3 separate regions of the Homo sapiens genome follow, and all the other regions are linked to region 1. The links are chromatin loops, found by intact Hi-C in ENCODE. Cell type or tissue: PC-3. All regions are shown on one strand.

The links. Peaks named below come from ENCODE experiments on the same cell type or tissue, not always from the same donor. Only the 100,000 strongest peaks of a DNase experiment are listed, where the experiment ranks them.
Region 2: a loop joins it to region 1, with 5 times the contacts of the local background. A loop is called at or near these places in 5 of 110 quality-filtered maps.
Region 3: it touches region 1 in a loop (5-fold over the local background); 29 of 110 quality-filtered maps call a loop at or near these places.

The regions. Positions count from the first base shown.
Region 1 is chr1:107,527,724-107,532,723 of GRCh38, forward strand. No RefSeq gene overlaps it. Among named protein-coding and RNA genes, the nearest start is that of MIR7852, 370 kb to the right of the region's middle. In PC-3, a CTCF peak has its summit at 2,020 (motif pointing left); DNase peaks (open chromatin) are centred at 2,028 and 3,028; H3K27ac peaks cover 1,237 bases.
Region 2 is chr1:107,591,333-107,596,332 of GRCh38, forward strand. It overlaps VAV3 (vav guanine nucleotide exchange factor 3), which reads right to left. Exons shown (of 27, transcript NM_006113.5): 25 at 4,880-5,000. Among named protein-coding and RNA genes, the nearest start is that of MIR7852, 300 kb to the right of the region's middle. In PC-3, no CTCF peak of the experiment used is centred here; DNase peaks (open chromatin) are centred at 2,319, 2,799 and 3,409; H3K4me3 peaks cover 1,623 bases; H3K27ac peaks cover 2,486 bases.
Region 3 is chr1:107,274,292-107,279,291 of GRCh38, forward strand. The region is part of intron 2 of NTNG1 (netrin G1); the gene reads left to right. Among named protein-coding and RNA genes, the nearest start is that of NTNG1, 140 kb to the left of the region's middle. In PC-3, a CTCF peak has its summit at 2,864 (motif pointing right); no DNase peak of the experiment used is centred here.

The DNA.
Region 1 (5,000 bases):
CTGTCAGTGTGGTTCATTAACAGTTTTTAATTGAGGTGACCTGTAGAAACTTACCAGCCAGTTTAAGTTCTAGTTCTGGCTTAAATGTCTCTTAAATCTACTTTCCCCATTACCCTTGGCTCTCCTTTCCTGAGAGAAGCCTTCACCTTCTTTCACCTGGACCTAAAACGACAACAGCCTTCAGTCTAATCATTCCAAACGCTTCCTCAACCCTCAGGTGCTAGAGTGACTTACCCTCAAACACAAAGCTCAGCATGCTGGCTTCATTAAAATTTTTTTTAGCAATGTAGCATTCAAACTCCTCCACATCCTGGCCCCACCTTACCAGTCACATGAGCCATGATCCAGCTACACTCCACTGCGTGCAAGTTCCACAACAGACTATTCCCTTCCACGTGCCTCTGCTGTGGCGAGATGCTAGTTGCCCCCGTAACTTGTTTTTCCTGTTTTTTTCATGGGTACAGAACCACCTTATTACAAGCATATTTCCCTGCCCCCCTTGAGGCTAGATGTGGTCATGTCAAAGTCAATGAAATATAAAGAAGTGTGCAATTTCTGCCTTCCTTACTATAATAAAGTAACTTACCCTGGACCACTTCTCCCTATTCTTCACACGGCTGGAAATGGCAAGCCAGCTGATGCTCCAGCAGTGTGAAAAATGCCTAGAGGATGGTGGAGCAACAAGTTGGAAGGACCATGGTCCCTGAATGACCTCATGGAGTAGGGCAGCCCCACCAGACTGCCTACCTTTAGACTATTATATGAGAGGAAAATGGACATCTATCTTTTCAAGTTACTGTACTGCAGATCTCTTTCTCACAGCAGCTTAGCTTTTACTGGAACAGACTTGCCTTCACATATTCTAATTCTTCAGGCTGCCCCATCCCTGTTCACTTGATGAGTTCCAATTTACATTGTTGTGAAGTACCACAATGCCCTCAGGACCAAGCGGAATGAATCCCCCTTTGCCTGTGCGCTCCATAGGACATTTACTTGATTGCATTGCCAGTGCCATACTGCTGTAATACGATTTTTGGCTTGCCGGATCCATGAGCAAGGTAAGCACCATTTTAAAATTTGTCTCTGAATCTCCAGGCCAAAGTCTAGCACATAGTAGGAGATCAGCATGTTTTCAAAGGTAAATAAATAAAAGCTTATCCCCTCACCTAGCTTAGCAGTAAGAAGCATCTGAAGAGTTAAGAAGTAGAACACAGAAAATTAGAAGAAAGAGATAAATGAAAGGGAAGAAACAGTGAGGCATAAGCCATGCCCTCTAGGTCTGCTGCAGCCTCAGCAGCACCCAGCTCTCTGTAGGAACTCAATAACCACAGATCGATTGAGCTCAACCTTTGCTTGTCATTACTGCTTCCTTCTGCCAGACCCCAAGGAAGCTTCTATAGAAAGTCGGTCCAGAGACTAAAAGAATAGTGAGGGGTGGTGTGTCAGATCAGCTGTTAATTAACAAATCATTCAAATCATGGAGTAAACAAATCTACATTAGAAGTATGCACAAGTTTCAGTGTATGGCTTTATTTTATATATTTTGGTTTATAAAATGTCTCATGATTATAGAATAGCTGTTAACTTAAAACCCACTTCTTTATTTCATCAGATTTTCAAACTGAAACTTTTAAAAGTGATTGATTCTCTGACTGATCCCATTTCTTTCCTATAGCCATGTCTATTCATGGTACTTTGGAAACACAGCACATGTTGCTTATGGAAACACACACTAAGATGAGAGCTAGGAAACTCAGTGGCCTTTAATTATTCAGGATTTAATCGTGCAAGCATGTACAATCAATATTTGTTGATCTTAATCTGATTACCTCCTAGTCGTGTTCAGCGTCTCCATCAACAGGATAACAATATGACACATTTCATAGACTTTCCCTAGGTTCTTCCAACAAGCTTATTGGAAGGATTTTAATCAGCTAATGAACTCGTCAATGGTATTTTCAGGAGCCAAGGCACCTTCCTGCACCTATATCCCATGACCATATTTGCCTGACATCTTGTGGCCACAAGGAGCATGACAGTCTATAAACCCAACATCTGTACACAGGGCAAGCAGCGTCTTTGAATGCTAATCCCTGCATCACAGTCAGAGCGAGTATAAAACTGCTTAAGAGATGTGTGACATGTAATTATTTCATCTAATTAAAATGGAAGCTAGGCTTTTCTTTTTATATTTATGAGGCAAGTTGGAACATGTGGGTCAATTCTTCTAAGGAAAGGAATGGGGTCTCTATCTGGGCTGAACATCTGGCTTGTTATCAACTACCTTGGCCACAGAACACTTTTCCTGTGAAAGGCCCACAAAAAACAGAATATGGCTCACTGGACTGAGAGAAGTAAGAGCATCTGTGGTCAGCTCCTCTGAGAGAGAGAGAGAGAGAGGATTTCGAGCTGGGATTGTTGGAACAAAGAACGCAGAATCCTCCGAGTAAAGAGACTGAAAAAAGGTTTCATCTTCAACACCACAATGGTATATTTTGCGTCTCATAAACTTGACTTTTTAGCACTAGAAACATTTTGTTTAAAGCCAAATTTAGGGTGGCATTATATAAATATAGAATAGAACAATAAAGGTGCTTTGATTGAAGCAGGGAGTCTGAGCGCCACTGGTTTAGCTTTTCTCTCCCACCCCCGCCACCACCCCAGACACATCCTCCAAACCCACACCTTTGAGGGCACAGTCTGACAACTGTTGAAAATATGGAAATTGTATTATATGTGAAATCAGAAGTCTTAGCTTTGTATCTCAACTCTACTCTTTAGTACCTGAGCATCATATAACAAGTCATTAACCTTTCTAAACCTCAGGGTTTTCATCTCTAAAGTAGGGAGAATAATATTTACTTCACAGGGTTATTGGGAACATTAAAAGAGGCAGTAAAATGAAGATGCTTTGTAATTGCTAGACAAATGATCACATTGCCATCATCAGACAGTCATAATGGGCAGTCACGCAACCAAGAGGAACGAGCTCCAGACAATGCCCTGCACTGTCTTCCTGCCAGGTTCTCATTCCTCCACGTTCCAGAGGCATTTACTGGAAGTCTTGATTCATGACTATGTCCCTGAGCAGCTTCGGATAGCAAAGACACAATGGAATACTCTGAACACAAGCATATAGGGCCTCTAAACACACATTGGTTCACCATTATTGCCTTGTTGACGAAGCATAGTTTTCCCGTTTCTCTTTTTCCCTGAATCTGTTACCCACCACCCCCCTTCGATTATTACCAAATCAGAAGATCTAGATTCGTGTATCTTTTTTTTATTATTTTTTTACCTGTTCTTTTTATTATTATTATACTTTAAGTTCTAGGGTACATGTGTACAACGTGCAGGTTTGATACATAGGTATACATGTGCCGTGTTGGTTTGCTGCACCCATCAACTCATCATTTACATTAGGTATTTCTCCTAATGCTATCCCTCCCCCAGAGAACATCGTGTACCTTAAAAGGTGTAGCTACTGAAGCCCAGAGAGGTTGTAACTTGTCTCTGAGCCTATAGCGAGTTTGTGACTAAGCTAGACTAGAATCCACTTCTCTTGTCACTCAAATGATCACCCAGCTGCCTGGGCTGCTTGTCTTATAAAGGATGCCAATCTATGTTAATGAAGGGTGGGAGGGGGCTAGTGTTGTACTGAAGAAATCCGATGGAGATAACCAGCAAGACGACTCCAGAATCACTCTTAGAAGCTGGATGACTGCAGGATAAAACAGCAGAGAAATTGAGCATTCACTTCCCTTGGGAATTGAATGAACGGGGAATAGAACATGTTCTGTCCACCAGGAAGAGGATCAGTTTATTTCTAGGTGTTTCTGAGAGATGAGTAATTGTGACTGGGCAGCAGTAGGATACCACCCCTTCAAGCCCATGACTCTGCGCATCCCCAGGCCCATGAGTGTGTGATACCAGATGAGAAGGAGAAGCAGGAGGCCTTGCCACCATGACAGCCAGCTGGGTGTTATCAGTGAGCTAGGACGCAAACTGTCAATCACAGAAGACATGGCTTATCCCACAGCACACCTTTCATACATGAGAATAAATTCTCAAGAAAAAGTGTATCATTTCCGATGGAGAACTTTTACACATAAACTGTCTGATGCGCTCTCCTGACCCAAAAAGAGGAAACGAATAGCACCCAATATCCTACCAAATCCTCCTTCAAGGCTGAAAATTATGTGGTTCTAATGTGCCATTAAAGGTAATTTAAAAGAAAATGGCTGTTTAATTTAGAGATCATTTCTGGCAAGGCTGAGACCTGTCTTCACCAGCATTTGAAGCTATTATATAAACCACCAAAATCAGAACTACAGGCAATCTTGTCTATTCATGGGCCAGGCATGTGTGCCTTTTTCTCTCATGCTCTTTAATATTTGCTATTTCTTTTATTTGAACCCAAAGGAGAAAAATCTCAGTTGCAGAAATAGAACATGAATTCAGTAGAGTGTTTTTTTTTCTTTTCTTTTTCTTTTTTTTTTTTTAAGAGAGAGACTTCAGAGGCAAGATGATAAATGGCTAATAAGAAACAGGGGTGCCTAGGGGCTTGCAAGGAGGGGGCTGACCATGCACGTGAGAATTCAGGATTCAGTGATAGGGAGCTGCTGTTTCAGCCCTCAAAGAAGAAGCTATCGATTCATTTTTAAGGCAAACAAGTTGGATCCTGGGGACTGCTGAAGGTGAAGCAGCAGCTTCTCTGAGCCTGCCACACTGGGTGACCTTTGCATGGGGCCACAGAAAGAACAATGGCAAGGCAACACTCCTAAATTAGTCATCGGTGCTGTTTGATTTGCTCCTGTGCCAGATGTTCCCTCATTGATCACTGCCTGGCCCATATGTCCTCTCTGAACAGGGGAGCGAGTGGAGCCAGCAGCCGCCACTTCAGAAGCAGCCACCAGAGCGGGCTAATGGAGTCCTTGGCAGGAGGTTGCCATCTGATTGGTTTGCCACTGTTTCTCTTAGAGATCAAGGGCATTATACAG
Region 2 (5,000 bases), 64 kb after region 1:
CTTATTCACTATTATAATTCAAGTATCTAGCACAAGGCCTAGCACATACTAAGTACTGAAAATATTTTCAGGATAAAGGGATGAATGAATGAATGAATGAATAAATGAATGAATGAATGAATGAAGCAAATCCAATGAGGTCACAGGTAAGGAACGGATGGCTTCAAATATGATCTGTTCAGTACATGCTAGTGTTCCACACGTCCTGAAATCAATGGACCAGACGCTTCTATGTCTGAAGCAGGCAAAAGAAGGACACTGTCACTACCTCCCAATTCTTCAGATATAGCCAGCAAATGGGATCATCTCCACAACTGAAAACTTCTATTCTGAAATATTTCAGACTTAAAGTAGCAAGGAGAGCAAAAGGAATTCCCACATATTTTTCATTCAGACTCCCCAAATGTTAACATTTTATGATGTTTGCTTTATCAATCTATGTATTTTTCCTGAGCCACTTGAGAATAAATTGCAGACATAATGCCCCTTATTGCTAAATACTCAGCACACGTTCCTGAAAAACAAAGGTATTCTCTTCTCTTATATAACCACAGTACAATTATCAAAAGCAGAAAATTGCATTGATGCGGTACTATTTTTTAATCAAGAGAATTTATTCAAAATTTGCCAATTGTATCACATCTTTTATAGCAACATATATACACACATATTTTATAACATATACAAAATATGTTACTATACACACACACATATATATACATACGTGTGTGTGTGTGTGTGTGTGTATGTATCTTCCCAACCCCTGTTCTAGGATTCAATCCAAGACCACATGTTATATGTAGTTGTCACATCTCTTGGTCTCCTTTAATCTGAAACAGTTCCTCAGACTTTTTCTTTAATGACACTGAAGGTTTTAGAGTATAGACCAATTATTTTGCAGAATGTCTTTTAGTTTGGGATTGTCTGATGTTTCCTCATGATTAGATTCCACTTATGCTTTTTGGGGACAATAATACCACCAAAGTGTTGGTTTGTCCTGCTTGGAGCATTATATTAGGAGGTACATGATATTTATTTGTCCCATTATTAGGGATGTTAACTTCAATCACTTGGTTATTACTATTACCCTTTTGTAATTAATAAGTTCTTACAGAAGATACTTGGATATTATATAAATATAGTGATAGCCATTTAAAAAAATTACCCAACTCTACTCTGTGGCCCAACTAATTCTCTACAAATAAAAACTTGGCAAAATATTTAAGGTCTGCTTATGGGTCACAAAATAGCTAAACATACAACTTTTCCTAATGCACCAATCTGTTAACATTACCTTACCTGCTTCTCTCATGCAAACAAAGGAAAAAACCTAAGATGCTATTTTTAAAAGAACATTATAAAATCTCTAATTTCATTCCTCATTCATCAGATGAGAAAGCTAAGGTCCAGACAGGCTAAGTGACTCGCCTAAGGTCAGACAGCTACTCTGGCAGACCTCAAAATAATTATGTGTTCATTGTAGAGCAAGAAATGCAAAAGTCAATTTAATGCCCTTCAAATATACAAGCCCTACAGGTAAACCTAAAGCAATCTAAGGCAGGTTTGAGATGACCATTTTGGAAAATAATGGGATTTTTACAAAGATCCATAGAACATCTTTCATGGAGTCACTGAAGTTTCTAGAGGAAGCCCAAGAGCTCCCTGCTATGCCTGAGTTCTCTCTTTGTTCTTTTTCTTTCTCTCTTTTCTTCTCCCTTAGAAATGCTCTTAAGTCATTCCAAAGACAAAGATAAAATCCCATCACTCTGGGAGAGAGGCTGAGAGACAGCCTACAATGGGCCCCTAACTTTAAAATGTTATGCTCCTTGCCCAATACTTTGGACACTTGCTTAATTCTAATCAATATCTTTTTAGATGTTACTTTGAATTTGCATAAGATAGTCCTGTCATAATCTTATCACATTGTACATACTTGAAAAAATAATTGGTAAACATTCTACGAACATTCTAACCTAGAGTAGCCCAAAAGTAAGTGGCCACTACAGTGCCCTGGGGCTTTCTTTTCCAAGGTGACTAGATTATTTAAAAATAATAACAATAATAAACAGCAGGTTTCAGGAGTTGAAGTTCTATTCTCAACCTCTACTCAGAACACAGAATGGTTCCAAGCTTTACCTTGCCTGCTCTGTATCCTCCAAGGACTTTTAGAAGTAATGGAGATGCCATTTCTGTCCAACCCAGTATCCCAAGGTAATAATGCTTGGCAAATGTTATTTTTAGATGATAGCAGCATACCTAAAGCTATGAACCAAAGGTAAGCAATATGAAGACATCTTGCACAATCTTTCTATACAAACATGCAGCATTTCCTCCTTACCACTTCCTGGGATGTATAAAATGCATAAAAATAGAAGCAGTCTTTCTTTAAGGGTGAGCTTTTATCAAGACTTGGTATAAAAATAAGCAAGTTATATTTAAAAAATCATAAAGGCAAAGATGTACATTGCTATGAGTCATAATTAGTAAATGTATTCAAGCCTTAGAAATATAGGAAAGTACTGTGTTAGAATAAGAGTTAGAAGTAGCAGCAGTAGTAGAGGAAGTAGAAGTTGTAGAGTCAGCAGTAACTTTTACTGTTTACCATGTAAGAGCACTATGCTAAGTGCTTTATATAGAACACCTCATTTAGTCCTCAGAACCATCTTAGTCTTCCTCTAACTTTATACAAAGTTAGTATAAAGTAAATAAAACACTGGAATGGTATCACAAATTTGATCTAAGATTGTAATCCTTCTTTGCAGTAACGAATGACTAATCTTGGAGTGTTAACCACTGTGCAATCATTACCAACCTACACCCCTTCTCTCCTTTTGAGTTGCTTTACGAGGGAGATCTTACCTGACCACTCTATATAAAAATATGAAACTCCTCCAAACCAGACTTGCCTGAGTTTCCCCATTGAAATGTAAACTCCATAAAGGCAGGAACTTTGTCTTCTTAATTGCTATATCCCAGAACCAGAACAGTGCCTTGTATGTGTTAGGTGTTTAATATATATCTGTTTAACGAATGAATGAATAATTGATGAACAAAACCAAACGATAACAAATATAAAATTTTCAATGAATTGTTTGCTTTCCCTTCACAATTACAAAAAAAAAGTTTTAGTGGCTTGATTCAAGTTGTCAGAATCTCTTAAAAAGACTGGATAGGGAAGTTTGAACTCATGAGTTTATTTGCTGAAAAATTTATCTGGGGCTAGCATGGATATTCAAAGACATTCTACTGGCTATGCTTTTTTTTAAGAAAAAGTCCTGTAATTCCCTTCTTAGTTGTCAAACAAGTTGAGCATTAAATACTTCATTAAACATGAGACATAATTTTAAGTTAGACAACTTCATTCATTGCCGGGCTACATTCTCTGAGTACCTCCATGTACTAAACACTAAGGAATTGGCTGGGAGTGAACCACAGAGTGAAATATGAGGGTTAGTGACCTTCCTACCTAATATGGGACATCTGTTCTCCCTGTCTGCCCCACTTCTCCCTCCTAGGCTCTCTAGAGCTAAGTGAACAACTCAAACAGGATTTTTCATCTAACTGACCTCCCTGGCAACTTTTATTATCTCTTGCTGCTGGGAAGGCAAAGAAACAGAGCTTCGAAAATTACATGTTTCATGCTGGGGGAAATGTCATAGCTTCAACAGAGTTTTAAGATATTGGTAGGAAAATTGTTTTTTTGGAGAAAACTTCCATTTTTGAATGAGCAAAAATTATGCCTATTTGAGAATCTAAAATAATCAGGTAATCTTGGGCTAAAAAATAACACCATAAAATCTAATAGGTGTTTAAAGTTTTAACATAAAGTTCGCTCTACTTTCATTGCACGAGCTTAGGCATACATCATTGATCACTGTGAGGAAAACATATATTAAGTTACTTAAATAAAAAATATGTCAGTTGATGTGACAGATTGTTTGTTTACTTGAATTGAAATGTATAAAACTTCACTGATGTTGTTGAAACCCAGAGCATTACCTGTTCCCCTTTCAGTTTCTGCTTTCAAGGAAAAATATAAAGTTATATTAAACCGACGCAAATTCTGTTTTCAAATACCTCTAGATATCCCAGTGTTGCTTAGGCTAAAGATTCTAAGAGTAATGAAATTGTATTCACTTCTTCCCCAAAACACTTATTTAAAAAAAATAAAGTGATATCAGATTAAGAAAATAAAATCACACCTTCTTGATGACATTTTTCAATTTTTTTGTTACATGCTCTATCTCCAGGAAGATTATGTAACATTAAACGATGAGAGAAAAGGTTTTCGACTTAGACTCACAGTCCAACCATAACATGCTTTTGTTTGCATGCTAATCTTTTGTGATTAGTTGTAGCACACAGCTCATTCTGAAAGAAAGTGGCCAATGTATGGTTTTAGAAATACTAGCATCCAAAAAAACACATTAGTAATGTCAAAATTCTTAAAGTAGTCATTGAAATAGACCATAAGCAGATTTGAGATACTAGGCTAACTGGAGAGCTGTGTACCAGCCCTGCTTAAATACTATTACTCAAACAGAATTATGACCTCACACATTACATGTAAGTTAAAAAGAGTTTAGTTAATATAAAAGTCAATGAAAAGTATGAAATGTAAATATTAGCATATCTTTTACGTTTCTGCTGGATTTTTGGACATAAACATAATTTTTAATTTGCCATAAAGATCTATAATTAGACATGTTCACAAGCCTGTTGGTCCATCTGACTCTGCTTAACTCCAGAAAAGAAGTCCTTGCTCATGCATTAGCGCATCCATTGGTTATATTTTAAAATTTGGAAGGAAGATGTTTAATGTTATTGTGCCCCTAATTTTTAAGTGACAGCAAATTGTATTCTCAATTACAATACTTACAGCTGTTGCCTGCTCTATTACCCCTCTGTCCAGCTGAATGTTCTGGCTCCTTGTATGGAAACTGCAGAGTTGTATCTAAGGTTCTGAACCCTTCCTTGAGAGAATGATGCTTGTAGTACTC
Region 3 (5,000 bases), 250 kb before region 1:
CATCAGATTTCAGGGAAATGAAATCGCTAGGAATTTGCTATTTGAAAAGATTTGGTGGAGTCAGTAGAACTTGAGTTTGAACTGCCTAAGAGCAGTAATAACAACTGGAAACACTTGTATTGTACTTGACATGTGCTAAGGACCTTTGGTTAATAATTAGGTCATTTATGCCTCACTACAATCCTATGAATTAGGTACTATTATCATCCCTTCCTTTTACCAATGACCAAACTGAAACACAAGCCTTAAATAACTTGCTCCAAGTCACCCAGCCAGTATAAGGGATTTGGGGAACAGCAGAGAGAGAACAGGTTGTCCAGATGAAGAGAATGTGTAACCATGTAGGCTTTGGAGAGACTCGAACATATTCTGCTACCTGTGGATTTTCTCTGGGCAATGAGCAGGAAAGCACTGGAGACAAGTTAGCTCCCACTACAGACAGATTGTAGAGGGTTTTAGATGTGTTGGCTGAAGAATTTATATTTGATTCTATGCGGGCATTGGAATACTGTTAAAATTATTTATCAGCATTTATTGTTTAGCTTTAGATTATCTATAATGGTTGCAGCACTGTGTCAGCTTAGACACTTTTGTCTGGGAAGCCTCCTGACCACCCTTTCACCACTTTCTCCAATTCTGGAATAGATGCTTTTCTGTGTTCCCTGAGGACCCAGAAATCTTTGTTCTTGTAGCTCTTACCATATCTTTGTGCTTCCCTTTTGCATTAGTCAGGCTTCTCCAGGGAAACAGAACTAACAGGGCATGTGTACGTGTGTGTATAATATAACATAAAGAGATTAATTGGCCGGGCATGGTGGCTCACACCAGTAATCCCAGCACTTTGGGAGGCTAAGGCAGGTGGATCACCTGAGGTCAGGAGTTCAACACCAGCCTGGCCAATATGGTGAAACCCTGTCTCTACTAAAAATACAAAAATTAGCCAGGCGTGGTGGCAGATGCCTATAACCTCAGCTACTCGGGAGGCTGAGGCAGGAGAATGGCGTGAATCCGGGAGGTGGAGGTTGTAGTGAGCCAAGATCGCACCACTGCACTCCAGCCTAGGTGACAGCGAGACTCCGTCTCAAAAAAAATAAATAAATAAAAATAAATAAATAAATATAGAGATTTATTATGAGGAATTGGCTCATACAATTACAGAGGCTGACAAGTCCCAAGATCTGCAGTTGGCAAGCTGTAGACCCAGGAGAGGCAATGTGTAGCTCCAGTCTGAGTCCAAAGAGCTGAGAACCAGGAGAGCTGATGGTGTAGTTCCAGTCCAAAGACCAGCAGGCTCAAGATCCAAGAAACAATGATGTTTCAATTAGAGTCCAAAGGCAGGGAAAAAAACCCATGTCCCAGCTTAAAGGCAGCCAGACAGGATGAGTTCTTTACTCAAGGAAGGGTCAGCCTTTATGTTCTATTCACTAACTGGATGGAGCCCACCCACATTAGGGAGAGAAATCTGCTTTACTCAGTTTACCAATTCAAATGGTAATCTTACAAAAATACCCTCACAGACACACTCAGATTAATGTTTGAGCAAATGTCTCTGCACTCTGCATCCCATTCAAGGTGACATATAAAATTAACCATCACACCTTCATCATTCCACCCAAAACCAATGGGCTCTAGTAAAAGAGAAGAAGGGCTTCTCTCTTATTTTCCTGAGAATGCCACAACACTTAGTACAGAGCTGGAATGCAGAAGGTGCTAAACTTAAATGTGTTAGCCTCCTGAATATGTTCTGGACAAAATATGCTATAAATCAATTTTATCTAGTTTTGTTTTATTCTTTGATATCTTGAGTATATATATTTGATGCTTCCTATGTACATCACAGGTAGGGATCAGACCTTTTTGCCTTACAGCTTCTGTTCTGAATCTGATTCCTTACTAAGGAGACTCTATTAAATACTTGTTGATTACAGTCTTTTTTGTGTGAGGAGGAAAATAGTACATGCAGACATTTATTTACTAGACTTCAGTATTAGCAGTCAATCATTATCTCTTCATAGCAACATTGTCTCACTTTTCAGGTCTACCATGCTCCCAAAAGTCACTGTCAGCTCTGACCATACCTGCTGTTCACCACTGCTCACATATCCCACATACTTGCCTCCCCTCCTGCCTTTGCTTATGCCATACCTTCTGATTGGAAGCTTTTCTTCCTGCATTCTTAACATGGAGAATGCCTACTCGAATTTCAAGGCTCACATCACTGAATCTTCACCTTCAGCCTTTCTCATGTGGAAGAATCCATTGTGTCTTCAAGCAAGTTCCCATAACACTGGGTATCTACTTCTGCTAGAGTTTATTCAAGGAGTATTGCCTTCCTTGCCAGTCAGTGAAATTATAGGGGTCAAAGACGAGGTCATATTCAATCTCTGTATCTTAAGCACCTAGTACTCTACCTGACACACAGTAAGTCGTCACTAATTGTTCGATGAATAAACTAATGTGTACAATAAGATTATTAACAATGATATTCATGCCTAGTATTCCCTGGCCTCCTTCCAGGCCATTTAAATTTTCTTCTTTTTTTTTTTTGTCTTATTGAAGAGATGGGATAAACAGTCATTCTTAAAATTTTATCTTTGATGGTGAATAGAGGTCCTCCAAGAAACAGCTACTGTAACAGGATTAGATATGAAAGAGATTTATTGGGGAGAACTGCTGTGAGGAAAAAAGAAGAGGAAGCTGGGGGAGGCTGGGAAATTTGTCAGATCACCATGCAGGTTTAATCCTTGTGAAGGAGAGAGGGAAGGAATGAAGGTTAGATATGAAAAAGTGTTACACTGTGGTGCAGTTTTAAGAATGTTTCAAACAGCCAATCGGGAATCTTCCAAAGATCGCCCACCAGAGGGAGCTTTGTATCTCTCAGGAAGTGGCTGCGTTAATATCCTTGCTGAACTCAGTTGTTCGCTGGGAGCAACCCTTAGCAGTATGGACTTCCTAGTCAAACTCAGAGATGGATTTCAGAGCCCAGAAGCCAGGGCCCTTGGTCAGTTACAATCCTTGCAGTTAGATTTCAGAGCCCACATTTTCATGGTGACCACAGTGGCTTGAAACCCTTGAGGCAGTAGGGAATGTCCTTTATTCCCTCTACAGTCTTGCATCTAAACATATTTTAAATACAAAAAGCTCTCTTTAAATAATGAAACTATAGAAAGTGCATGGAAACCTTAAAACCATTTGAAATTATTTAGAATCCTAGGTAAGCTTCAATTGTTAGCTAATTCTGACATGATAGAGAAAAATAAAATACTTAAGTGAACAAAATTAAAACACTACAGGAAACTGTGGGCACAAATATGTTTCAAAGAAAAATCAAAGGTATCTTTTTGGCTTGGAAGTTTCTAATGAGTAGATGTTCTACTAAGGTCATAGTTTTTTGGATCTTACAGTTTAAATTCGAATGGCTTCCTCAGAAGAATCACATTTGACAAATTGTTGATGCTGCATATCTTGTGAGAAAGAACATGTAAGTCTGTTGTATAGAATAGAGCATATCTAATTTATAGGAGTTTTAAATGACAAGCCTTTTCTAAATTCCAAAAGGCTTTAAAAATTTGCATTCCTATAAATAAACCAGTCTTTCTTAGAAGCAACCTTAACTCTAATAAATAAATAAAACCCAATCGTTATTTCATATAACATTTTTCATGCCAGAAAGAAATGATTCAAGATAATATATGGCATAACTTATAGAAGGCAGTGCTATTAAAAACACGTGATTGGTTTCCCTGCTCAATCCCACTCTAGTTCCCAGCCCCTGCATTTGTCCATGAGCTCACTACTTCTCTCTGGATATTTTCTCATGGGCTTCATCTTGTTGAAAAAGGCCTTTGCATTTCCTCCCCACCCATAGTAATCCATTACTTCCTTGAAGATACCTTGAATTGGGAAGGACTACTCTTTTCCAAGAAGTATTTCCTAAAGAACTATTCTCTCAATTATCTCTTAGAGACTACAAAAGTAATATGAAGTATTGTCATTAAGTATTTGCATTCCTTTAGCACCTATATAAGTATACTCTACACTCTACTAGGTACTCTCTTACATGTTGTCTTTTCCTTAAGATCTTGTCTCACGTATTAAATAGAAAAGACTTCAGGGAAATAGATGATTCTTTTATTCCTTTAGTATTCATAAGCATGTAGTAGATCCAAAACAGAGGCTTTTATTTTGTGTTTATTACTTTTTAAAAATCAGACTAAGTGCTTATGATAAGAAAACCCAGGAATTGAAGGTCTTTTATTCATTGAATTTCACTGCCTAGAGGCAGTCTCTTTTAGGCTTTTCTGTTTTTGTTCTTATGGTGAATTTATCTCCATAACCTCTCTTTCAATGAGGAAGTTTTAGACAATATGTACTGATTCCCCACTATGAAATATGAGGATCTAATAATGGGTGCAGCATTATTTTCACCAGTTTATCTCCTTTTTTCATTGTTTGATGATTGTTGTATTAATTTGTCTTCTGTTGATTATTTTCGTAACTTAAAAAAAAGATTTTCTTGATGTCTTGTTCCATCAACATCAGTGAGCACTTAAATTCTCAACATGAGAATTTTAATGACCCTAAACTTTCTTCTACTTTCCCTTCTCCCATTCCACTGATCATCTCAGTTATTCTTATTTTTATGTTGTTAGGATTCTTAATAGTTACATTTTGTGCTATAACCATAACCAGGGTTTCATGTTTGATCCATAGGTTGATTCTAAAAGTTAAAATTCAAGTAGACTGGGGTTACTATGACTACATTGATGTTGGTCATGGATGAAATGAGTAATAGGATTACATTTCCTTCTCTATAGAACTATGGTCTTGACCCTTCAGTCACTCAGAGAGTATTTCCAGCACCAAAATTAAGTAGATTATTTAAAATGACCTCAAATTGCTTAAAATAATGTCACATTATTTTTTGGCTCATATCTACCTCATATTAATCTCTATACTTTTTTGTACAGTTTTTTCTTTTCCTCCTTGTTTTGTTATTG